Linked DNA regions of Homo sapiens: regions 1 and 2 are each linked to region 3. Evidence: chromatin loops called from intact Hi-C (ENCODE). Cell type or tissue: OCI-LY7. All regions are shown on one strand. Region 1 overlaps ARHGAP23 (Rho GTPase activating protein 23). Region 2 overlaps GPR179 (G protein-coupled receptor 179). Region 3 has its middle 13 kb from the start of ARHGAP23.

Region 1 (8,000 bases), 69 kb after region 3:
TCAGCCCCGCTAGTAACTGGGATTACAGGCATGTGCCACCACGCCCGGCTAATTTTTTTTTTTTATTTTTTTTTGAGACGGAGTCTCGCTCTGTTGCCCAGGCTGGAGTGCAGTGGTGTGATGTCGGCTCACTGCAAGCTCCGCCTCCTGGGTTCACGCCATTCTCCTGCCTCAGCCTCCCGAGTAGCTGGGACTACAGGCGCCCACCACCACGCCTGGCTAATTTTTTTGTATTTTTAGCAGAGACAGGGTTTCACCGTGTTAGCCAGGATGGTCTCGATCTCCTGACCTCGTGATCCGCCCGCCTCGGCCTCCCATAGTGCTGGGATTACAGGCGTAAGCCACCGCGCCCGGCCCACGCCCGGCTAATTTTTGTATGTTTAGTAGAGACAGGGTTTTGCCATGTTGGCCAGCTGGTCTCGAACTCCTGGCCTCATGTGGTCCTGCCGGCCTCAGCTTCCCAAAGTGCTGGGATTACAAGCATAAGCCACTGTGCTTGGCAAAAAAAATTTTTTTTAATTAGCCAGGTGTGGTGGTATGAGCTTATAGTCCCAGCCACTCGGGAGGCTGGGGAGGGAAGATTGCTTGAGCCCAGGAATTTGAGGCTGCATTGAGCTATGATCATACCACTGCACTACAGCCTGAGCGACAGAGACTCTATCTCTAAAGAAACAAAGTTCTATGGCTTCCGCCTTGTAGTTTTGGCCCACGAGCCACACGGAAGTCCTTGCATTGCTCTGGGCCTCTCCTTTGGGGTAAGCATCCTCCCCTTCAGGCCTTCTCTCTTGCCATACAATGTCCCATCAGCCCTGGGCATCTGGTTTCTTCTCTGATGGAATCCCCATACGTCCAAATGTGTGAATGTGGCAGTGAATGTGTGTGACCCTCCTGGATACCCCAGCTCACTCTGGCTCTGTCTCCCCCACTTCAGATGACAGTGCTGCAGCCCCCAAAACCCCCTGGGGCATCAACATCATCAAGAAAAATAAGAAGGCCGCTCCGAGGGCGTTTGGGGTCAGGCTGGAGGAGTGCCAGCCAGCCACGGAGAACCAGGTGAGTCTCTGCCACACGCCAGAGCAGGCCCAGCAGGGGGAGACCGAGGCACAGAGGGTCAGAGCAGCAAGGGACATGGAACCAGCTCTCCACCTCATTGTACAAACACAGCTGGGAAAACAGCCCAGAGAGGGGAAGGCCCCCGCCTGCCCCGGGCCTCCCAGGGAGGGAGCAGCAGGGCTGAGGCTGAGCCCGGCTCCTTCTCAGACCATGGCGAGGCTTTGGTGTCATTTTTAGCTCCCAGACTGGAGGCAGCAAGGGCCTTTTGTTCCCCCCAAGGGTTCCTGGCAGCAGCTCTGGGCCTTGCATTGTCCCCTTCTTGGCCTCCCCAGCTCCTCTGGCCCCTGTCCCCCCTAACACCCCTCCCATGTGTCCCCAGCGCGTCCCCTTAATCGTGGCTGCATGCTGTCGCATTGTGGAGGCACGAGGGCTGGAGTCCACAGGCATTTACCGAGTGCCCGGCAACAATGCAGTGGTGTCCAGCCTACAGGAGCAGCTCAACCGCGGGCCTGGTGACATCAACCTGCAGGATGAGGTGGGTGAAGCTGGGGGGTCTGTGGAAGAGGGGCTGAGATGGTGTGTGGGTGGTGCTCCGCTTGGAGAGTTCTGTGGTCTATTGTGTTGCATGCATTGTGCCCTATGACATGCCCGGCATTGGTCCAGAACACCAAGATGGGCAAGATGGGACCTGCCCCCGCTGGCCAGCCCGGGGATGGGCATCACCCCAGGCTGAAGCTGACCAAGTAAATGCAGTCATGGCCTGGGGAGCTCTGAGGCAGAGGCTCACAGATGGCAGTTTTGTCCGAGTGTTTAGGATGAGTAGAGTTCACCAAAGGCCGGTGAAAGCCAGGTGAGGGCATTCCAGGCAGCAGAATGGCCTGCTCAATGGTGTAGACGCGGAAAGTGTGCCAGGAGTCAACCAGCTTTCTCTGTAGAAGGCAGAGGGTAAATATTTTCTGCTGTAGTTTGCTCTGTTGCGTTCCCCCCTTCTCTTCCTCCTCCTTCTCTTCCTAATCCTTTAACAACGTAAAAACCATACTTAGCTCAAGGGCCATCCAAAAGCAGGCTGTGGCTAGATATTGCCTACAGACCATGGTTTACAAACCGCCGGCTTAGAAAAAGGGGAATATATGATGTTTTCTAGAATGGCCAGCAATTTGGGTGGCTGCAACATGGAAAGAGAAGTGGCTGATCAGGCGAGATGAGACCAGCCTGTGAAGGGATCTGCAATCACACTTAAGTGTTTCCAGCAAGGCCGGCGATTCTCAAAGGGTGTTCCCCAGAGTCCTAGGGTTCCCCAGAGGGGCCTTGGGAGGCCAGGGGCAGGTCAGGACCCCCTGTCCTTGCTAGAGCAACCCTGCTTTGCCCTGTCTGTTGTACTGGGTTTTCATGTACAATTTTATTTGCCCAAAGGGGCTCTGATAAAAAAGATATTTTGGAAAACCGTGAACGTGGGCAGTGATGTCCCACGAATCACACACGTGAAGGCTCATGGAATACACAAGTCTTCCTGTCCTTGGAGAATGAGGAGCTGAGACAAGTGTGTGTGAAATTGTGGACAAGAGAAAAAGATGATCTCTCATCAGGGACCACACTGTGATGAGGAAGGAGAGGGTGCTCAGGCTGGAGCAGGTGGTGGCTGGAGGGTTTGAGTATTGGAGGAATGAATAGGAGGGGGCAGGTGGACGGGAAGCCTTTCGGGGTGTGAGACGATGGCATTTTCCAAAACCCCAGCAAGGGCCGGGGAGGGCTTGAGGGTTAGGACAGAGAGTGGATCTACCTCCTGGGCTTGGAGGTGGGGAGGGTGAGGCCCCAGGGGGACAGAGAAGGCATTTGATGGCTTCACTGAAGACTTCGACCTTGATCTGATGGACAGTAGGGAGCTTCTGATGGTTCTTAAGCTGGGGAGGCATCGTGAGAACAAAGTTCAAGAAACAGTAATGCTCCTGCTCATGTCCATTGGATACGAATGCGGAGGGCAGGGGTCTGGGGAGAAGTCACTGATCTATGGAAGCGCTAAGTGTCGGGAGGACTTGGTGGTCTCAGGGGAAGGGGGAGGATGGGAGCAACCCTAAGAGTTGTCTGCATGAGAGGGAGGAAGGAGGGGCGAGGAAGAGCCGCATGTTTGAGCTGGGGCTGGTGGTATCTTCCCTTGGCAGAAACCAGGGAGTGGGGCAGCGTGAGGAGAGGCGGAAGGGAGGGGCCGTCTCAGGGAGTGGCTCCATTGGATTTGGGGTGTGGAAAGTCCCTTGCATGGGGTGAGGGCATAAACAGGCGCTATATTGAGCCTGGACTAGAGAGTGGCATGGGTCCTGCTGCAGCTGAGGCATGGGATGACCAAGGGTGGGCCGCAGAACAGCAGGGGCCACGCTCTGAGTGGGACAGAAGGAGAGGGCCGCCAGTGAGGCTGGGGTGAGGGCAGACACTTCACTCTGGAGGAACCAGGAAGCACTGGCCAGGGCATTGGGTTTGGCAGCTGGGAGATGAGAGGAGCTCACACCTGAGGGCCAGGAGGTAACGGAGTCGGGTGGGCAGGAGCCGCACTGGGTGTGTGTGAGATGAGGGGGCCATGCTGGCAGGCAGCTGGTCCAAGCCAGGGCCAGCTGGGGGCATACGAGGTATATTGGGTGTGTTGTTTTGTCTTGGATATCATTGTGTCATTTGTTGTGGGTCGTGCTGGGAGTAAGTGTAGTGGGGGATGAATCTAACCCCTGGTGAGCCTGTGGGGAGTGTATTGTTTATGGGATTGTCTGGCATTAAGCTGTGGATCCATTGTAATGAGTGTGTGTACTGCTGTACTGTGTCTCTTTGTTGGGGGTATTAGGTCGCTTTCTGGGCCTGAGTTATTCTGAGCCATTCCCAGCGAGGCGGCTGTGCCCAACTTGGTTGCAATGTGGGGTGATGGTGCCCCCTGGAGGACAGAAGGGACAACGACCCGGCCGTTAGTTCTTGTACTCGACAACCATTTATTTTAGAGTAGGGTTTCTCAATCTCAGTGGACATTTTGGGAAGAACAATTATTTGTTGTGTGGGGTTGTCCTGTGCACTGGAGGGAATTTGACATCATCCCTGGCCTCGATCCACTAGATGCAAGTGGCACCTCCCAGTTGGGAAAATCAAAATGGCTCCAGACATTGTCAAATGTCCTCTGTGGGTGGAGTGGGAGTTTGGGGGACAAAATTGCCTCCTTCTGTTAGAACTACTGATTTAGGGCCATGTAAGTACCAGGTTAACTGTCCTTGCTAGGTGATAGGAGCACAGTGGGAAATGAGACAGACGGGATCCTGTCTCCTCCTGGAGCTTACAGTCCTGCAGGGAGACAGGCATGAACACGGAAACAAAAGCAGAAAATAATGACAAATTGGGTTAAGCGCCAGGAAGGAAACAAAGTCAGGGCTGGGGTGCAGGTGACAGGGCAGTGGTGAAGGTGGCTGCTTTAGCTATGAGGGTCAGAGAAGGCCTCTTTGAAGAGCGACTTTTAGGCGGGGATGAGGAGCCAGTTGTGTGGAGGCGGGGAGGAAAGTTCTGGTTGAGGAAACCAGCACATGCAGAGGACCTGAGACAGGAAGGAGCCGGCACGAATGACTGCTGTGTCACGGATGCTTAAACTGTGCCCAGTGGAGGCAGCAGCTGCCACTCACTGTCTCCCCACAGTGCCTGGGACTTTCTGTGCATGGGGAGGTGTTGGAGCCCACGCACTGGCAGGAGCAGGGAGGGGCTGGGGCCAAGTGTGAGTGTGGGCACAGGACCTCTCTGGGGACTCAGTTCTGCTGCCACCATCCTGATGAGTAGAGAGCTTGGTCTAAGTAGGTCCCAGGGAGGGCCTGGTGGGCTTGATTGGGCTCTGGGGTGAATGATCGTGGAGGCATGGGCATCGGGCTGGGCCTGCCTGTGCCTGACATCTGACCCCTCCCCCAGCGCTGGCAAGACCTCAATGTGATCAGCAGCCTGCTCAAGTCCTTCTTCCGAAAGCTGCCCGAGCCTCTTTTCACTGATGGTGAGTAGGAGGTGGAAGTGGGGCGGGGAGGGGACACCAGTCCGTGCCTCACCCTGACCACTACTTTTGCATTTGGTTTGTTGGTTTTACTCTTTTTTTTTTTTTTTGAGACAGTCTTGCTCTGTTGCCCAGGCTGGAGTGCAGTGGCGCAATCACGGCTCATTGCAGCCTCAAGCTACTGGGCTCAAGCGATCCTCCCACCTCAGCCTCCTGAGTAGCTGAGACAGCAGGTGAACACCACCACACCCAGCTAATTTAAAAGTTTTTTTTCAGAGATGGGGGGAGTTTCTCACTATGTTGCTCAGACTGGTGTTGCACTCCTGGGCTCAATCAATCCTCCTGCCTGCCCCAGCCTCACAAAATGCTGGGATTACAGGCATGAGCCACCACGCTGGCTTTTTTTTTTTTTTTTTTTTAACACAAAAGCTTATTTAAAAAACATAGATTGTACAGATGTGAATGAAGAAAACAGCACAGGACCCTGTGAATGTCCTGCTCCCTTTCACGGGAGGTTGTGGCTAACACTTTCTGAGCATTAGAGTGTGCCAAGCACAACTCCCTACAGCAACTCCATGAGGAAGGTGCTATTGTCTTCCCTCTACAGATTAGGAAACCAAGGCTCAGAGAAGTTTAATGCCTTGCCCAAGGTCGCACAGGTTGTAAATGGCAGAGCCAGGATTCCACCCCAGGCGTCGGGCACCGACGGGCTTTGGCCGTTTGCTGAACTGCTTATTCACAATCTGTTGTGTTTCTCTCCTGGCCCTCTTATATGCATGGCAGAGATACACACGTGCCTGCGTGGGGTTTGGATTTGGGTGGGTTCAGGGGTGTGCTGGCAGATGTTTAACATCTGTCTCTGGGGGAAAAAAGCCCTAATGCCTAGCGTTTTCCAGCTTCCATGGCGTAAATACTCCTACCATGGTTTATTTCAAGCCACCAACATGATGTCACCAACATGGAATTGGGAAGAGAGGCACACAGTCGCTCTCAGGAGCTGGTGTGAGCGGGCTCCAGCACACCGCTGGTTGAGTTGTTTTTAACAAAAGCAGAGTTGTAATTCTGAGATTCATTCGTGTCAGTGCAGAGAGCTCTACCTCATTCTTCTTTTAAATCAGCCACATAGAATTTCATGGTTTGAATAGACTACAATTTCTTTAAGTACTCCTCTATTGATGGATATTTAGGTTGTCTTCAAATGTTTGCTATTACACAACCTGTTGCAATGGCTTTCCTTGAATAAGTCCTTGCACGCCTGGATCTGTGCTCTCTAAGGAGATTCTTAGATGTAGAATTGCTGGGTCAAAGTCCCGGTGAACCTTTCTGAGACCAGTGTCAATTGCACTCTGAGAAAGAGGCCCTGGTTTAGACTCCCACTAAAATGTAGGAGTCTGTCTCTCCACATCCCCAACAGCATTGGATATTATAACTATTATTGTTACTTGAAGGCCAGGCATGGTGGCTTATGCCTGTGATCCCAGCACTTTGGAAGGCTGAGGCGGGTGGATCACCTGAGGTCAGGAGTTCAAGACCAGCCTGACTGTGGTGAAACCCCGTCTCTACTAAAAATACAAAAATTAGCTGGATGTGGTGGCGGGTGCCTGTAGTCCCAGCTGCTAGGGAGGCCGAGACAGGAGAATTGCTTGATCCCAGGAGGCAGAGGTTGCAGTGAGCCAAGATCGCACCACTGCACTTCAGCCTGGGTGACAGAGCAAGACTCCATCTCAAAATAAATAAATAAATAAATAATACAATAAAATAAAAATAAAAATACTATTATTTGACACAGAATCTTGCTCTGTTGCCCAGACTGGAATGCAGTGGCGCAATCATGGCTCACTGCAGCCTCAACCTCCTGGGCTCAAGTGATCCTCCCATCTCAGCCTCCTGAGTAGTTGGGACTACAGGTTTGTGCCACCACACCCAGCTAATTAAAAAAAAATTTTTTTTGGTAGAGGCAGGGTCTCACTACATTGCTCAGACTGGTCTTCAACTCCTGGTCTAAAGTGATCATCGCGCCTCGGCCTTTCAAAGTGCTGGGATTTTAGGCTTGAGCCACCTCACCCAGACAGCATTAAATATTATTAACATTTTAAACTTTTGCTAATCAGATAAGGGAAATGGTATCTCATTATTGTTTTTATTTTCATTGCCCTCATTACTAGGGAGATTAAATCTTTTTTCATTAGCATATTGGCTGTTTCTATTTTCTCTGTAATTGCTCGATCAGACCATGTGCCCATTTTTCTGTTGCGTTGTTTATCTTTTTCTTATGTTGATTTGCGGGAGAAAAGCTCTTTGTGTTTTACAGCTATTAACCCTTTGTTAGTTTTTGCAAATATTTGCTTTGGCCTGCCATTTGCCTTTCACTTTGCAGTATAGAAACTGAAAACAAATTTTTTGTTGTTGTTGTTTTGTTTTGTTTTTTGAGACAGAGTTTCACTCTTGTCGCCCAAGCTGGAGTGCAATGGTGTGATCTTGGCTCACTGCAACCTCTGCCTCCTGGGTTCAAGCGATTCTCCTGCCTCAGTCTCCCGAACAGCTGGGATTACAGGTGCCCACCATCATGCCCAGCTAATTTTTGTATTTTTGGTAGAGACGGGGTTTCACCACGTTGGCCAGGCTGGTCTTGAACTCCTGACCTCAGGTGATTCACCCTCCTTGGCCTCCCAAAGTGCTGGGATTACAGGCGTGAGCCACCGCGCCCTGCCTAACAATTTTTAATTTTATTTTTATTTAATTTTATTTATTTTCTTGAGACTGAGTCTCACCCTGTCATCCAGGCTGGAGTGCAGTGTTACGATCTCGGCTCACTGCAACCTCCGCCTCCCGGGTTCAAGCCATTCTCCTGTCTCAGCCTCCCAAGTAGCTGGGATTACAGGCGCCTACCACCATGCCCAGTTAATTTTTATATTTTTAGTAAAGATGAGGTTTTGCCACATTGGCCAGGCTG
Region 2 (8,000 bases), 82 kb before region 3:
GGGCTCTGATTTTCCCCGGGCCTCCCCTCTCTTTTTTTGGGAGTCACCTGGGTCTTGTCTTAGTGCCCTCGACTCTGGGGCTCCTTCACTCGTCTCCCAGGGGCAGATTTCGGCCTTGTTGCCACTGTCTGGCTGACGCGTTTCTGATTCAGTGACCTCCCAGGGGCATACCTCTGCCACCCTGTGGTCAGCGCTGCCCAGGGACTGGAGGCCAGCTTTGGGCAGTTCCTGCCACCCGACAGGGGTTTCTTTTGATTGCTTGATGTTTTTGTCCCTGGAAACTTGCCTCAGCATGGCAAGCCCTGTTTTACCTGCTCTCTCAGCTTTCCGTTCCCCTAGACCCTGGGTCATCCTCCTGCCTCTGTCTTCTTGTTCCCTGCTGCCCTCCCGTTGACAGACTTGGAGCATCCTGCTGGTGTGAGCGTTCTGTTGGTTCTGGAGGGACTCCTTGTCATCGGAGGGGATAAGAGCGGCCTGCTTACTCACCGCCTTGGGCCGGCCTAGCCTGGGCGATCGGGAGGGTGCCCCCATACTCTCTCCCGCAGTCCCGCTGTTCTGCCCCTCGGGACTCTCCTCCACACTCTCCTTCTCTCTGTAGGTGCTCCGAGAACGGGTCAGAGCTTTAATCGCCAGCCCCAGGCTGCGCATGGAACCCTGCTGAACAGGGGCCTTGAGGCTGTGGGATTTAGGGAAGATCTTGGGCCTGTCTTCGTCCACATCATTAGCTTCCCTCTGGTGATGTGCATCCTCTGCGTCCATCTCATTCTCCCCAGCCCTGCTTTTCTCTACTGCAACAGAGAGGGCCCTCCAGAGCCTGGCTCGAGCTGGGGCAGGGGAGTGGTGGCCTCGCTCTGGCCCTGAGGGGCCTTCCTGGGGCACATTTTCTTGCTTGGCTGGCAGTTCTGCGTTCTCCCAGGGGCAGATGTAGGTGAGTAAGTTGGGGCTTTGTGGGGATACTGGGACTGGTGCCAGGGCAGGGGCTGGGGTTGGAGCTAGAGCTGGCAGCAGAGCTGGAGCCAAGGTGGAGGTGGGAGATAGCATCCTTGGCTCTCCCAGGCCCCCAGACAGGGCCAAGATGGGGGTAGAAACCTGGTGCCTGATGGGTGGATGAGGCAGCCTTCTCCTAGCCTCCTCATGAAGCCTCCCAGAGGTGTGAGAGCTGTCCACGCTGCTGCTCTTGGCAGGGGAAGGTGGAGCTGACAGGGGGGCCCCTCGAGGCCGCTCCAGCCTCCTGGCTGATGGCCTCCGCACCAGGCTGGCCATGGCTGCCTTGGCCTTCTTCCGCTCCTCCCGCTCCTTTGCTTGCCGGTAGGTCTCCTCCAGGTAGGCCTGGCTGGCCATGAGCAAGGCCTTTTCCCTGGAGCTGGCCACACTGAGCGACTTCTGCAGAGAGGCGGGCCGGGCTCTGGGTAGCCTCTCTCCCACCGTCAGGTTGTGGGCGCTGGCTGACCTGAAGCCCAGGGCAGGGGGCCCCTCCACCGACTCCCGGCTCTCTGTTCGAGAGGCCTTCTTGGCCAGCTTCCTCCTCAGCAGTGAGTCAAGAAGAGGCGGGTCCTGCTCCCTGCGCTGGTCATAGGTGCTGCGGGACTTGTGCAGAGCTGGTGTCCCCTCGGGTTCCTGGAGGCTGGAGCTGAGGAGCCGGCGGCGGGAGGAGCCGGGCAGGCTGCCGTGGCCTGGGGATCCTGAGTCCCGGGAGTGCTGCCTGGCCAGGGCCTCGGGGAATTCCGCCAGGTACCTCATGAAGGAGCGGCCCAGTCCCTGGCATGAGCTGCCTCGCTTCTTGGGCAGGTGGGGGTTGTTTGCGGCCATTTCCTTGGTTTTGTGGACCTCTAGCTGGGCATAGAGCTTCTTCAGCTCGTCCTGTGGGGCAGCAGGGAGGAAAGCAGGGCTGCAGGTGAGCTCTCTCCATCCCCTGGCTGTCTGTTCCTCCACCCTTGCCTAGACCTTTTTCCCTTAGGGATCTCTTTCCATCAAGCTGTATCTCTTCCCTGCTTCTAAAACTCTCGTAATTCACCTCTTTGTTCCTGTGAGACCAGTTGCCAACCTGAGTCCCAGCCAGATCCAGTCAGCTCGGAGGACTCATGTGTACCCCCTTCTCTGGGGCATTGTGGTCTAGTGGGAAGTTAGTAGCTTGGGGACACTCAATATGCTGTGTCCCTGGAGGCTGTTTTCATGACCCCTCCCTCTGAGCCTCTGGATCTTCTGTAAAGCAATGTTACCTGGGTGACCAGTGTTAACTTCCTTAAGAGCATTATATGAGATTGATGAGACTAGTGGGTTTGAAATATGCAGTGTTCAGGTGTAAATGATGGAACGGGGCTTTAGAAGTCTTCTGTTCTGGGTTTCTCCCCAGATCCAGCATAGGGGCCGCAGATTGGCTTGTGTTCCAGAAAGTGGAGGGTCAGGGGTGGAGCTGCCCCTCCATACTCCCTGGCCCTTCAGCTGGATTGGGGTCTCAGGAGGCAGGGCAGGCAGAGCTCAGAGGGTGAGGACACAAGGGGGAAACGGGCAGAGGCACTGGAACAAGGAAGGACTCAGGAGATGCAGAGGACTCTGCTTTGTGGGCCTGTAAACAAGTCAGGTGTGAAGACGGCCCCAGTAGAGGTGGAGGGGGTGGACAGAATGGCTTCCCATGATGGTTCCTAGACTCTGGATTGTATAAAACAATGGGCTTAGATTATCAGCTCTCCTTGTATCTTACCCACTGAGCCTCTTGTTAGGGTTCTGGTGACTATAATGATCCCCTTGAGCACAGAAATGAGAATAAGCATGCTTTTCCAGTGTAGACCCAGGAAGAACTTCCTCTAAGACCTGCCAGGTCCAGGGAAAGGGGATCCTGGTGGCTACTCACTGCCTGAACTACCCAGCCCCACAGCTGGCCCTAGGCTGGCCCTAGGTGCCCTAGGCACCAACCATCCTGCTTTGCTGGGGGCTGAGGCTTTTTTGTGTGTGTGTGTCAGAATCTTACTCTTTCACCCAGGCTGGAGTGCAGTGGTGCGATCTCAGCTCACTGCAACCTCAACTTACCAGGCTCCAGTGATCCTCCTCCCACCTCAGCCTCCTGAGTAGCTGGGACCACAGACATGTACCACCATGCCTGGCTAATTTTTGTATTTCTAGTAGAGACGAGATTTCGCCATTTGGCCAGGCTGGTCAAACTCCTGGCCTCAAGTGATCCGCCTGCCTTGGCCTCCCAAAATGCTGGGATTACAGGCATGAACCACTGTGCCCAGCCAGCTGAGGGGTTTCTTAGACTGCCCCCGACCTGATGCCCCTGCTGAGTGAGAGTGGAGGATGCGAAGGAGTAGGGCTCCACTCTCGGCCCTGCCTCTAGCTTGCCACATGGCCTGAGCCTCCGGGATCTGGTTCTGGGGCTTTGGGGTCTTCCCACTTGGGTGTGTGTGGCCTCCTTTGAATAGAGTCAGGGGAATCAGTTTAGGCCAGTGGAGAAGGGAGAGGGCAGGTCTTGGAGGGAAGAGGACTTGCAGTGGCACATAGCCCAGGTGGCAGGGCCCAGTCCTCCCTCTGCCCAGTTCCTAAAAGCTAGCATTGAAAGGAGGCAGGGAGGGTGGCACATACCCGAATGTCTCCAGGGTCCAGGCTGTGCTCACTCCAGGCTGAGGCGATGCTGCTGCCAAGGTAGGAGCCTGAGTGCTGCAGGTCCAGCTCGTCCTCACACACCTCATCCACCATCTCCTCCCGGGGAGGAGCCCCCAGCTTCCAGAACTGGCAGGGGTGCATAAGAGTGGGAAAAAGACTCGCCCTGGCTCCTTGTCCACTCCTGCACTCACCTGCCCTGTGGAATGCGTCCTTACTTTGTGACGCTTCACCCCCTTCTCTGACTTGGAATTCTGGGGATCTTTAGAGTTTTACTCCCCTCATCCTCCCTGACCTTCTCTAGCTCAGACAGCAGGGTGGTTCTAAGCCCCTGACCCTGCAATTCCTAGCCGGGTCCTTCAGCTCTCCCACCTCTCCCTGTATACCTGCTTCTGAGTAGATTTTCAGAGTGTGCCAACCTTCCAGCTGCAGGAGGGAGCCCCTCCAGCCCTGGGTTTTCTTTCCCTTGCCCAGGAACTGGAAGCAGAGAGTGTCCCCACTCAAGTCAGCTCCTAGCTTAGGGCCCCTGGCACTGTGCTCACTCACCCAGCACCTTCTGTCGTCCTCACCCTGGCCTGCAGAGGGCGCTGCGGGACAACCGCTCCACAGTGGCCCTGACAGAGGGGCTGGGGTCCACCTCACAGGCAGGAGGGGAGGGCCTCACCTTAGGGATGAAGATCAGAGCCAGCGTGGTGGTGACTGTGCTGTGGGTGTGGAAGAAGAAGAGGAGGAGGGTCCAGTCCGGGTGCAGAGAGGGAACCAGCACAAACCTGGGGCGGGATAGGGGCGCAGGTCATTACTGCAGGCAGGAGTTGCCTCTTCTGCTTTGCCTTCTCACTGGCGTTTCACCTCAGCCCCAACCCTGATACGCTTAGGACGAGGGGGCATTCTGCCCTCTCCTGCCCTCTCCAGGATTTAGGTCCCACTTCAATCCTGTTAATCCCAACCTCCAAGACGCCCTCCCAGAATACTCCAGCTCACTTTCTTTGGCTGTGTATAGCACAGACCTGTGCTCCAGACTCTTAGGCCCACTCTGTGGGTTAACTCTGCCTCCACCACAGGGTCTGGTCGTTATGGACAAACAGCAGCCTGCTGCTCTTATGGCTGAGGAGTGAGGGGAGAAGGCAGGGAGGACTGAGCATGTGTGGAAAGGGGTATGTTGGGGTGCTGGAGAGGTGCTTTGGGAGGGGTGAGGAGTTAGGAGGAAGGTCCTCTTCCTCCTCTTCTGTGTTGGGGGCCTCCTCACCTGGGCCAGGCATGGAGTACAGAAGGGGCATCTGGGGGGTAGGGAGAGAGCCAGAAGTGGGGGCCTTCGTCAACGTGCTGAGGCGTAGCAGTGTTGCCAGGATGGCATGGGATGGGGGCACCTCACCTGGGAGAGGTGAGGAGTACTGTTAGAGTGGAAGGGGGTGTGGGGAGGTGAGTCCGTCCTCACCTGGCTGTGTGGAAGGCAGCGGAAAGCAGTAGCTCATTGTGCAGGGCGATGCCCATGTAGCGTGGCTCATGGAAGGCCGAGAGCACAGCCCGTGTGGCGTAGCAGAGGAAGCTGCCCCAGCACAGCAGCAGCAGCTCAGCTGTGGGGAGACAGGGAGGGAGAGAGCCGGCACCACCTCAGCAGCTGTCCCACCCCTTTCTCTGAAAGATGTGCTGGGGGGAGCCTGGGCTCGGGGTCTGGGGACAAGTCAGGAGAACCAGAACAAGAGGAACCCTGGAGGCACAGAGGCAGGGACCAGCGTAAGGCTGGGCTCAGCAGAAGCAGCTCACCCACAACCATGATGTAGTCCCAGCGGTCGTGGTGACAGAGGTAGAAATGGCGGCCACTGGGAGTGTGGCCTCGGATCACCAGAGGTGCGTGCTGGATGCCTCGCTCCAGGGCGCCCACGGTCCACACAGCCAGGAAGCCCAGCACAGGTAGCAGGAGCAGCCCCAGGTGCCGCAGCAGCCGCCCGCTGCTCAGAAGGGCACTCCGCTGGGCCGTTCGAGACAGAAACAGCTGCAGCACTCTGCGAGGGTTAGAATACACAGGGTGGATGGCAGGGACCTGGGTGGATCACGAAGAGGGTGCCAGCGCCCTGGTCTCTGTCCATTGCTGCCCTCTCCTCCACACAGGTACTTGTCCTTCCATCCTTTTTGTGATTTGCTGCCTTTTGCTACCCCCCCACAAAGTAACATGGAAGACAAGGCTATGGTGATGGGGGTTGGCCTTGGGGGTAGAGGGGAGTGGGGCTGGCAAGGGTCTGGCTTTGAAAAACACCATTCCATGAGTGAGCTGGGGTGGTCTGGGATGAGCAGCATGAGAGCAAAGTCTGCCCCAGGCCGTACCTGTAAAGCTTGAGTATGATGGTGCCGTAGACGATGGCAAAACCCAGCAGCCGCACCCAGCGAAGAGCGATGCAGCGGAATACACTGGGCTTGAAGTATAGGATGAAGACCTGGTGGGAAGGGGCAAAAATCTCTGCTCTCTACTATGCTTCTGCTGTGGGCCAGGCCTATGCTAAGCACACTGTGGATCCTCCCAACAGCCCTGCAATAGAGCCATCACCACCTTCATTCTGCAGAGGAGCAGCTGAAGTGTCAAAGAAGTTAGGTAACTTGCCCTAAATCACACTGCAAGTCACAGAGCTCCTAATAAGCCTGAGGCTCCAGAGCTCATAGACCAGCTTGCCATTTGTGGGTAAGAGTAGGGGAAATCTGTGGTCTCTGAATCCCTTCCAGAGGGCAGAGAAGGGTTCTGGGGCTTGGAGGGTGCCAGGTTTTGGCTATGGGGGATGCTGGAAGGTGGGGCCAGCCTGTGGCCACAGACTCACAGGAAAGTAAAGCAGCAGGAATCCAAAAAGGACAGTTTCCAGCAGGACCACTCCAGATGCCCAGATCCTCTGTGAAGCAAGGAGAGAGGCATGTGAGCAGAGTCTGGACGATGGTTCTAGAGGCTCTCAGGCCTATGTGAACGGTCACTCAGTGACCCTGAGCTAAGGCTTCACCCTGTAACACTGGCTCTGCCCTCTCTGCCCACATCCACGTCCCTTGTTACCCCAGGCTCAACTCCACTGGCACTAAACATGGCTAAGGCCAAGGTTTTACATCATTCCCACACACACATCCCTGTGTTCCTCCCAGTCTTGCTCAGGGCCTTGCTGCAGACCTAGGCTCAAATCAGAGGCTGCTGGAGCTGGAAGGGATCTCATGCATTCCTCAAGCGTTGGGTCAGGCTGCTCCCTTGTCTAGAATAGGGTACCCCTTCTTGGCCCAGTAAGTATCCAGTTAACCTTCAAGCCTGGCTCATGTCACATCCAGAAAGTCTTTCCCATGCCATCTCAGGCAGGATGACTTTCTGTAAGCTCCCACAGCAGCTGACAGACACCTCCATCCTTGCCCCCATCTCACTGTGCTGTCATTTTATTTACATGTCTGCTTCCTCCATTAAACTGGGAACTCCATGCAGGCCCAGATCACTTCCATTTGAGCCTAGGCAGTGTTTTGCTTAGAGTAGATACTCAACTAGCATTTATTGAATCAAGTTCAATGCCCTTATTTTACAGATGAGGAAGCAGGTCCAAGGCGGAGAAATCACTTGCATCATGCTACACAGTGAGTTAGATTTAGAATCAAGATTAGAACCAATTTCTCCTAAATTCTGGTCTTAGGTAGTCTCAGGCCTCCAGTTGAGATGGGTCGGACATGTGTGTAGGAGGTGTGGGGCCTTCCTTGCCTTGTTCCGGCGGCAGCGGTAGGAGACCAGCATGCTCAGGAAGATGGCCAGCATGCAGCAGGCCTGGCAGGCCAGCACAGCGGCCCGCAGCACCGCGGCCTCTTCCACCAGGCACGGTGTGGCATCCATGCAGCTGGTGCAGCCCTCAGGACATGGCAGACACTGCAGCAGTCTCCCAGATCTGCCTTCTGGGAACCCGAATTGCCCGGTAGTCTGGAAGTCACTCTCCTCTAACCCTATAAAGAACAAGATGAGTGCAGGGAGAGGGGCCCAGCTAGAGCATCCTGACATCCCAGCCTTTTCCCTGATAGTCACCACAGCCCTCTCCCTGTTCTCCTGTGATCTGGGGCTCCAGGGACAAGTGGGAATGGGTGCTTCCTTGGGAGGGCAAAGTACCAGGAAGAGGTGACACCAGGCTAGGGCTCCTTGAGAGGCCAACTTGCATCATATTTGCATGTTACAGGCTCATACTCAGAAGGTGTAGACACCCCCACACTGCAACCTGCTTGCCTCTCCTGCCTCTCTCAACCTTCTGCCCTTGCCCCACAAGTTCCCTCCCAGTGTCTCACCCCAATCTGGCTTTCTTCCCCAGATGTACCCTCCCAACCATCCTCTCATGTAAAACACATGCCTGGCCCCCACCACACTTACATACCCCCAGAGGGGCTTGCCCCGTAGAATCCAGGTCGGCAGC
Region 3 (8,000 bases):
ATCTCATCAGGGTCAGGGTGGGGGGTGGGTGTCAAGGCCTGGCTTCCTGGCCCCTGCACTGCTGAGAAACTTGATTTTATTTCTGGGCCCTTATTCTGCAGATCCAGGGATGATGGGAGAACGGGAGAGGCTAGCTGGATTTATACTGGGAGAGAAAAGTAAGAGGAAATGGTAATGGCTGAGCTTGGGGGACATTGAGAAGGTTTGGAAATGGGTAGGAAGGTCTTTGGCAACAGCTGTCCTGTGTGTGAGACCGATAAAGTCAAGATGTTTCACTATGCAGTGGGTGTCATCTCTTGGTGCCTCTTCTTCCCCATGCCCTGGTATTGAAAAACCTGATATATGGGTCCGGCGCAGTAGCCCACGCCTATAATCCCGGCACTTTAAGAGTCAGGAGTATGGGGAAGGCATGGTGGCTCATGCCTGTAATCCCAGCTCTTTGGGAGGCAGAGGCAGGTGGATCACCTGAGGTCAGGAGTTTGAGACCAGCCTGGCCAACATGGTGAAACCCCATCTCTACTAAAAATATAAAAATTAGCTGGGCGTGGTGGTGGGCACCTGTAATCCCAGCTAATCAGGAGGCTGAGGCAGAAGAATCACTTGAATCTGGGAGGCGGAGGTTGCAGTGAGCCGAGATCGTGCCACTGCACTCCAGCCTGGGTGACAGAGGGAGACTCGGTCTCAAAAAAAAAAAAAAAAATAGAGAGTCAGGAGCATTGCTTGAGCCCAGAAGCTCAAGACCAGACTAGGCAATATGGCAAGACCCCATCTCTTTTTTTTTTTTTTTTTTGAGATGGAGTCTCGCTCTGTCACCCAGGCTGGAGGGCAGTGGCGTGATGTCGGCTCACTGCAAGCTCCACCTCCCGGGTTCATGCCATTCTCCTGCCTCAGCCTCCCGAGTAGCTAGGACTACAGATGCCCACAACCACGCCTGGCTAATTTTTTGTATTTTTTTTTAGTACAGACGGGGTTTCACCATGTTGGCCAGGATGGTCTTGATCTCCTGACCTCGTGATCCACCCACCTCGGCCTCCCAAAGTGCTGGGATTACAGGCGTGAGCCACCGCGCCCGGCCGGCAAGACCCCATCTCTAAGAAAAAAAAATAAAAAATTAGCTGGGCATGGTGACATGTGCCTGTAGTCCCAACCAATTTAAGAGACTGAGGCAGGAGGATTGATTGAGCCCAGGTGATCAAGGCTGCAGGGAGCTGTGATTGAGCTACTGCACTCCAGCCTGGGTGACAGAGCAAAACTCTGTCTCAAAACAAAGAAAAACCTGTCTGGATACGGGGCAGATATGTCTTTGACTGGGATCCCATACGGCTCTGGACATGTTAAACGCCGACTGCATGTGGAGAGCGGGCTCTGTGTCTTGCTCATCTTCTGGGATGACCCCCATCCCCCAGCCGAGCACATGAAGGGATACCTGTGAATGTTTGCCAAAAACCATGGAGCAGGTCAGAGGCAGAGCCAGGCCAGGAGGGAGGTGGCAGTGGGGAAAGGTCTTCTAGGCTGGAATCACCTTTGGGCCTGGACCGGGGAGCTCCCATATTGGAATGGGAGTTTATGTGGGAACTGTTTTCAGCAAATGCTGGTGGGGGAGACCGCAGAATGCATTGTGGAGTCTGGCGGAGAGGCTTCGGGGATGGTGCCGTGGTTCTCAGCCAGGGCAGAGGCTTTGTGAGCTTGAATCACTTAGACAACATTTTCACATCTCACTCCCAAGACTAAGACACCCTCCTAGAATCTCAAGGGGTTGTGGGGGAGAGCGGTGGTGAGGATAGCAGATGAGACATCTCAGGGGCATCCACGGGCTCTTCGCTTCCTCCCATGCTCCTGCCTGCCTGTTAAGACTCCTGGGGAGGGCCTGGCCCAGGATTTGCTGACCCAAGTTTGAGTCCCGGCTCTACTGCCTGCTCGTTTTGTGATCTTGGGCACTTTATGCTTTTTTGGTCTGTTTCCTCCTGAGTTTTATTTCCTACCTCATGTGTGAGTAAATGAGACATGTGTGTAAAATGCCTGGTACATCTTGAGCACTTAATAAATATCCACAAAAGCCTGCGCGACATAGCAAGACCCTGTCTTCATAAACAGTAAAAAATTAGCTGGGCATGGTGGCGTGCGCCTGTAGTTTCAGCTACTCAGGAGGCTGAGGTGAGAGGATCGCTTGAGCCTGGAAGGTCCAGGCTACAGTGAATGGTGATGGTGCCATTGCACTCCAGCCTGGGCAACACAGCGAGACTCTGTCTCAAATGTGTGTCATCTCTCTCTCTCTCTCTCTCGGCACTGATTATGATCATTATTATTATTATTATTATTTTTGAGACAGGGTATCTCTCTGTCACCCCGGCTGGATTGCAGTGGCAAGATCTCAGCTCACTGCAACCTCTGCCTCCTGGGTTCAATTCTCCTGCCTCAGTCTCCTGAGTAGCTGGGATTATAGGCGTCTGCCACCACGCCTGGCTAATTTTTGTATTTTTCGTAGAGACTAGGTTTCACCATGTTGGCCAGGCTGGTCTCGAACTCCTGACCTCAGGTGATCCGTCTGCCTCAACCTTCCAAAGTGCTGGGATTACAGGCGTGAGCCACCGTTCCTGGCCCCATGATCATTATTATTAGCGGGCTTTTTTTTTTTTTTTTTTTTTTTTTTTGCTGGGAGAGGGAAAGAGTCTCGCCCATCACCCAGGCTGGAGTGCAACAGCGCTATTGTAGCTCACTACAACTTCAAACTTCTGGGCTCAAGCCATCCTCCCACCTCGGCCTCCCAAAGTGCTGGGATTACAGGCGTGAGCCACTGTGCCCGGCCCTGTTAGCAGTATTTTGAAAACTAGGATTGAGATTCTTTTTGCCAAAGGCAGAGGAAGAATGAAAAGCTCCTCTTACCGGAGGCCGCAGAGGAGCGGGCTGTAGGGAAAAAGAGAGGAGGGAGCTTCCAGGTGGGGAAGGGCCCGGAGGCTGCTGGTGGCCGCGGGCAGAGCTGGGTGAGTCATTGGGCTTCTCCTGCCACCTAGTGGCTCCTCAGGGCTAAGCCACCCTGCTGTTCCCTCAGGTCCCCTCGGTGGTGGTGGGGTGAGGCCGCACTTAAATATTCCTAAACACGGTGTCTCCAGTCCTCTTCTGTTAGCCCATTAAACGCCCTGCCCTTTCAGGGACCCTGGCCCATGAGGCATCCCTCACCTGGCCCTGGTGTGTGGGACACGACCCCCTCCTCCAGGTGGAGGGAGAGCGAGAAGCCTTTGTTCTCCTGGCTCCGGGGCAGAGTTGGGGGGCCGAGGCGGACACCTGGGGACGGTGGATGCCACGTTCATGCACCCCGCCCCCGCTTGCTTGATGGCTGCTCATGGGAGAGACTGGGGCCCGGGACCATGTCCGTGTCTGCTGCGGGTTCTAGTTAATTCTATAAATAGGCACTATTTTGTGCAGGGTCCGGGTTAGGGCTCTCCTGAACCTTCCCATCTCACCTTCTCGGAGGACTTTGCCTTTTTGTCTCCAGTATGGAGAGGGTGCGGACAGAGACCGGCCGCCCGAGGCCTGAGAGCCGGATGGGGCCTCTCCTCATGCCCCTCCCTCTGAGGAGGCTGCCTGGAGTGATGGCCTGGTTGCATCATGCCCTACTCCTGCCTATTAGGTGGCTGTGACTACTGGGGAGGGGTCTGGCCCTGGGTGAGGGGCTTCAGGAGGAGGCTGAGGGTCCTCATGAAGGGGCCACACGTTGGCTGTGAATCAAGGTCAGGCGTCCTGCCCTGCTGCCCACTGCCCTCCCCGCCCCTGACACCCACTTCTCTCTCGGGGCCCTGCAGCCTCAGCTGCACCAGGCCAGGATTGCATCATTCTTGGCTTTGTTCTCAGAGCAGCAGGTGCAGGAGTGGGGCCTGCCACCCGCCGCCCCCCTCCTTCCCTCTCATCTCCTTCCACTCCCTCCTGGGTAATCCCCCTCCTTCCTCCCTTCCTAGGCCCATGGCACCCCGGGAGTTGTCTGCCTTACCCGTGGCTCTTAGCTCCCTTTCTACCTTCTCCCTGTTCCCCAGGGAGCCCTGGAGGCTACCGAGGTGGAAGGAAGTAGACTGGGGGGCAGGGATGAGCACCAGGCTGGAAACCGCCATTCTTCACCTCTAGCCCCCAACTGGCTGAAAGCAGGTGCCACCCGCAAAGGGAACACCCGGTTGTAGCCAGGGTATAGCCTCCTAGAATTTGGGGACAAGGTCAGAAATCGTCACCTGCTGAACTAAAACTAATAATAATCAACATAAAATGAATTAATTCAGCCCTTTGTAGAAGGCACTTAACTTTTTTTTTTTTTTTTTTTTTTGTGAGATGGAGTCTCGCTCTGTCACCCAGGCTGGACTGCAGTGGCACAATCTCGGCTCACTGCAACCTCCGCCTCCCAGGTTCAAGAATTTCTCCTGCCTCAGCCTCCCTAGTAGCTGGGATTATAGGCATGTGCCATCACGCCCAGCTAATTTTTTGTAATTTTGGTGGAGACGGGGTTTCACCTTGTTGGCCAGGCTAGTCTCGAACTCCTGGCCTCAGGTGATCCGCTAGCCTCGGCCTCCCAAAGTGCTGGGATTACAGGCGTGAGCCACCACACCCTGCCGGTGCTTAACTTTTATTGATCACTTCTGTGCCCACCAGTAGACCGAGCATTTTAGACTCACATTCTCATGTCATCTTTCAACAGCTCTGTGAGGTGGTGCGGTTAGCATGTCTGGTTTACAGATAAGGGAGCTGCAGGGCAGAGAGGTCAGAACACTTGCCCAAGACTGCGCGAATATTAAATGGCAGGTCTGGGAGGTGAGTCCTGGTCTGCCTCCCTCTTGAAGCCTCTGGAAGAGATGGTTGGAAAATTCGATGCTGACCCACCCGGAACATTTTTTTTAAACCCCTAAAAGATTGTTTTTGGCCAAGACACTCATCAAGAGATAAGTATCTTATTTTAACTTTATCAAAGAGATAGAATAAATAACAAATATCCATGGAAGCCTGGGCTACATACTGAGACCCCGTCTCTAAAAAAATAAAAAATTAGCCAGGCATGGTGGCATGCACTTGTAGTCCCTGCTGCTCAGGCTGAGGTGGGAGGATCATTTGAGCCTGGGAGGTGGAGGCAGCAGTAAGTGGTGATTGCACCACTGCACTCCAGCCTGGGCTCATATCAAATGAGCCCTGCCCCTCTCCACACTGCTGTACCTCTGAGGCAACATTGTTGCTGAAGGTTCTGGTCCCTGTGGGATGTAGAAGAAGAGAAGCACTGGGGGATCCAGCCTGCCAGGGAGGAGGGAGGACTGGGGGACTGCACTTGTGGACCCTGCAGGCTGGCACAGAGACTGTGGGTGGTACTATCCCTTCCTTATTCAGGAACTCTGCTTGTGAATCTTCCTGCAGTGTTCAAGGTGTGTTGATAAGATAGCATTGGGTTTAGCAATCTAGCCACCATGACTTTGGCTAGTAGGAGTTTACTCCTGAGAGCCAGATTAGCATCTCTGAGGACAGACAGTCCCTGATCTTGCAAAGCCCAACACCAGACCCTAGGCCTGGCCAAGCAACAGCTATTTGAAGGCCCAGCATGGGTGGCTACCGCCGCCACCACCTTCTTGTTCTCACTTCCTCAGCACTGAAAGAGAACCTGAGGGAAACCAACTGGAGAGAATGGAGCCTGGCTTCCACAGCCAGGGCCCTGCTACACCACAGCCCGGGAGAGTGCGGCTCAGGGCGAGGGGCAGGCTTGCTGGCTGACACTCTTCTCTGTCTCCAGTCTCTTTAGCTCAAGACAGACTCCGTCTGAAGGGACAAAGGGCCCCATTGACCTCATAGCCTTGTGACCCCACCCAAGTCTGTCCCTCCCTCCCCAGGCAGCCAGCAGGGTCCTTGAGTAGCAGACAGGAGCCACAAGGCCGCTGGGAGGGCACTGGCGGGGAAGCCAAGAGAGGCGGCAGCCAGCTGGTCAGGGAAAACTGGGAGTGCGTGGGCAGTGCCCACCAGATTGCCACCAGGGGAGGCCAAGGATGAGGGCTCCGGGTACTCCTGGCTGTAGTCCCAGGAGCAAAGCAGCAAATACCCTGCAGGGCCACAGCATGGGAGGCTGGGGGAGTCCAACTTCAGCCCCAAAATGGGCTGCCCGGAGCTCAGGGCCTCCCTGGCCCACATTCCTGTCTCCCTGCCCCCAACATGCCCCCCACACCCAGCCTATAAAGCCCCCTTTGTCTGAGCCACTGAGGATCTTAACTCTCCCCATCTCAGCTTCCCACCCCCTCTCCCTCATCCTCTGGTGCCTAACAAAGAGGCCAGGGCTCAGTGAGAAGTGGTGAAGCCACCTTCATGCCAGCCTGGGCATTGGCCCAGGGGGTGTGGGCAGCCAGTGCCTGTAAACCAATGCCTCCACCCCACCGCCCACCTCGGGGCAGGTTAATTTCCACCCTTGTCCACTGGGGATTGCGTACCCCTGCCCAGGGCAGCGTGCCCACCTCTCACATGACCATTTATGTGATGCCCCTCTCAGTTTGTCCTGCCCTGTCAGATGCAGAACAGAGGGCAGTGGGTGGTCAGGAGCCACACCTGATGGAGGGTGTCAGAGAGCGAAGGTGTCTTTTTGCCATCTCCTTGGTCTTCACCAGAGTGGGCGGCCCCGCTGCCCACACATTATGTTCTCCAGTAGTATCTGGGGGTTCAGATCCCCCTTCTCTGGGAGTGGATAAACAGATCAGCCCCCTCCTCCTGCTTGGCAAGTGCCAGGAACATGGCTCACTGGGTGGGCAACAGGAATCCCCATCTCTTTTTCCCACACCCAGCCAAGGGCCTCAGAACACCTTCAACTATAGGCTGGACGTCGGCAACAGCTCCCTGTTCCCACAGCGATCTCGAGGTGGGGGTGGCACAGTGTCTCCCTGAGTCCCAGTGCTCTGGGTGTCTCTGGCCTGCTGTCAGTCACCCCCTGCAGCGGGTCGTCAGCTTGGGAGGCAGTTGGTCTGGGATCAACTGGGATCAGCTCTGTTGCCAAGGTGCGGTGAGACCGCTGGCAAGCCACTCTCTGGCCCCTGTAGCATGAGAGTAGGGTCCTTCCGACTCCGATGAGCCTCAGGAATGAGGAAAGCGGCTTCGCTTGCAGGGGTCTCCTCTCCCCTAGCAGCGCCCCCAGGACGGGCAGAACAGGGGGTGCCGGAGCGGGCTAGCCAGGGATGTGCGAGGGTCGGGTGCGCGTTGTGTGTGTGTTCGAGTGTGTGTGCCCCCACGTGCGTGCGTGCGATTGTGCGGTTGCCTGTGAGCGCGTGTGCTCGCCGGTGCGCGGTGCTGCCACGGGCCGGGCGGGGTGAGGAGGGGAGGGGGCGGGCGGAGGGGCGGGGCCGGCGGGGCGGGGCGGTGCGGGGAGGGGGCTCGAGCGCTGACACCAGCCGCTACTTGCGCTTGGCGGTCGCCGGGTGCAGCTGCCCGGACAGGGCGCATGGAGGGGCCGCCTCCCCCTGCGCCCCCCGGGGCCGGCGCGGCGAGGACGGCATAGCAGGGCCCAGCATGGAGCAGGTGAGCGGGCGCCGGGCGTGGGTGCGCGGCCGAGAGGGGAGAGAGAGCTGCGGGCGTTGTGACCCGGCGAGGTGGGCGCGCCGAGCGCCGAGGGCCGCCACCGAGGGAGGGGTTGGGGCATTGGAGCTCCGGGCGGAGCGGGGGCTCTGGGGGAGGGATGGGACTGATGTGACACAGAGCTCACACACACACACACACACACACACACACACACGAGTACTCCCTTATCACTGACACCTAGGAAGGCGTGTGCAGAGGGCACCTCTCTCCCCACCCCCTTTCCAGAAAGAGATCACCCACACGGAGAAACCCCCATCCCCACTTGGTAAGGGTACAGCCCCTGCTCCCTGAACCCAGGCCCAAGGAGGCTACAGACTCTGCAGAATGAAGGAGTGGGTGGGCTCTGTGCCATATGACTACTGGTTCGTTGACCCCCAGTCCCTCCTGGTGGGACCTCAAGATACGCCGGTCCCCTCCCCCTACACATC

The links. Hi-C counts contacts between places; a loop is a spot of excess contacts. Peaks named below come from ENCODE experiments on the same cell type or tissue, not always from the same donor. Only the 100,000 strongest peaks of a DNase experiment are listed, where the experiment ranks them.
Region 1: a loop joins it to region 3, with 5 times the contacts of the local background. A loop is called at or near these places in 87 of 110 quality-filtered maps.
Region 2: a loop joins it to region 3, with 8 times the contacts of the local background. A loop is called at or near these places in 86 of 110 quality-filtered maps.

The regions. Positions count from the first base shown.
Region 1 is chr17:38,481,091-38,489,090 of GRCh38, forward strand. ARHGAP23 (Rho GTPase activating protein 23) reads left to right here. Exons shown (of 24, transcript NM_001199417.2): 15 at 932-1,053; 16 at 1,433-1,588; 17 at 4,972-5,050. Among named protein-coding and RNA genes, the nearest start is that of ARHGAP23, 57 kb to the left of the region's middle. RefSeq lists an enhancer at 3,400-3,921. In OCI-LY7, CTCF peaks have their summits at 3,977 (motif pointing left) and 4,178; DNase peaks (open chromatin) are centred at 3,951 and 4,641; H3K4me3 peaks cover 510 bases; H3K27ac peaks cover 1,124 bases.
Region 2 is chr17:38,329,672-38,337,671 of GRCh38, forward strand. GPR179 (G protein-coupled receptor 179) reads right to left here. Exons shown (of 11, transcript NM_001004334.4): 3 at 7,962-8,000; 4 at 7,307-7,542; 5 at 6,405-6,473; 6 at 5,920-6,029; 7 at 5,362-5,600; 8 at 5,033-5,171; 9 at 4,262-4,367; 10 at 3,580-3,726; 11 at 1-1,860. Among named protein-coding and RNA genes, the nearest start is that of GPR179, 10 kb to the right of the region's middle. RefSeq lists an enhancer at 3,084-3,584. In OCI-LY7, CTCF peaks have their summits at 4,182 (motif pointing right) and 4,384; a DNase peak (open chromatin) is centred at 4,170.
Region 3 is chr17:38,411,888-38,419,887 of GRCh38, forward strand. It overlaps a transcript of ARHGAP23 not described here. Among named protein-coding and RNA genes, the nearest start is that of ARHGAP23, 13 kb to the right of the region's middle. RefSeq lists enhancers at 1,949-2,883, 2,884-3,819, 3,699-3,993, 3,820-4,754, 6,043-6,592 and 2 more. In OCI-LY7, CTCF peaks have their summits at 3,032 (motif pointing left) and 4,107; DNase peaks (open chromatin) are centred at 3,024, 3,564, 3,834, 4,104 and 4 weaker places; H3K4me3 peaks cover 2,545 bases; H3K27ac peaks cover 3,361 bases.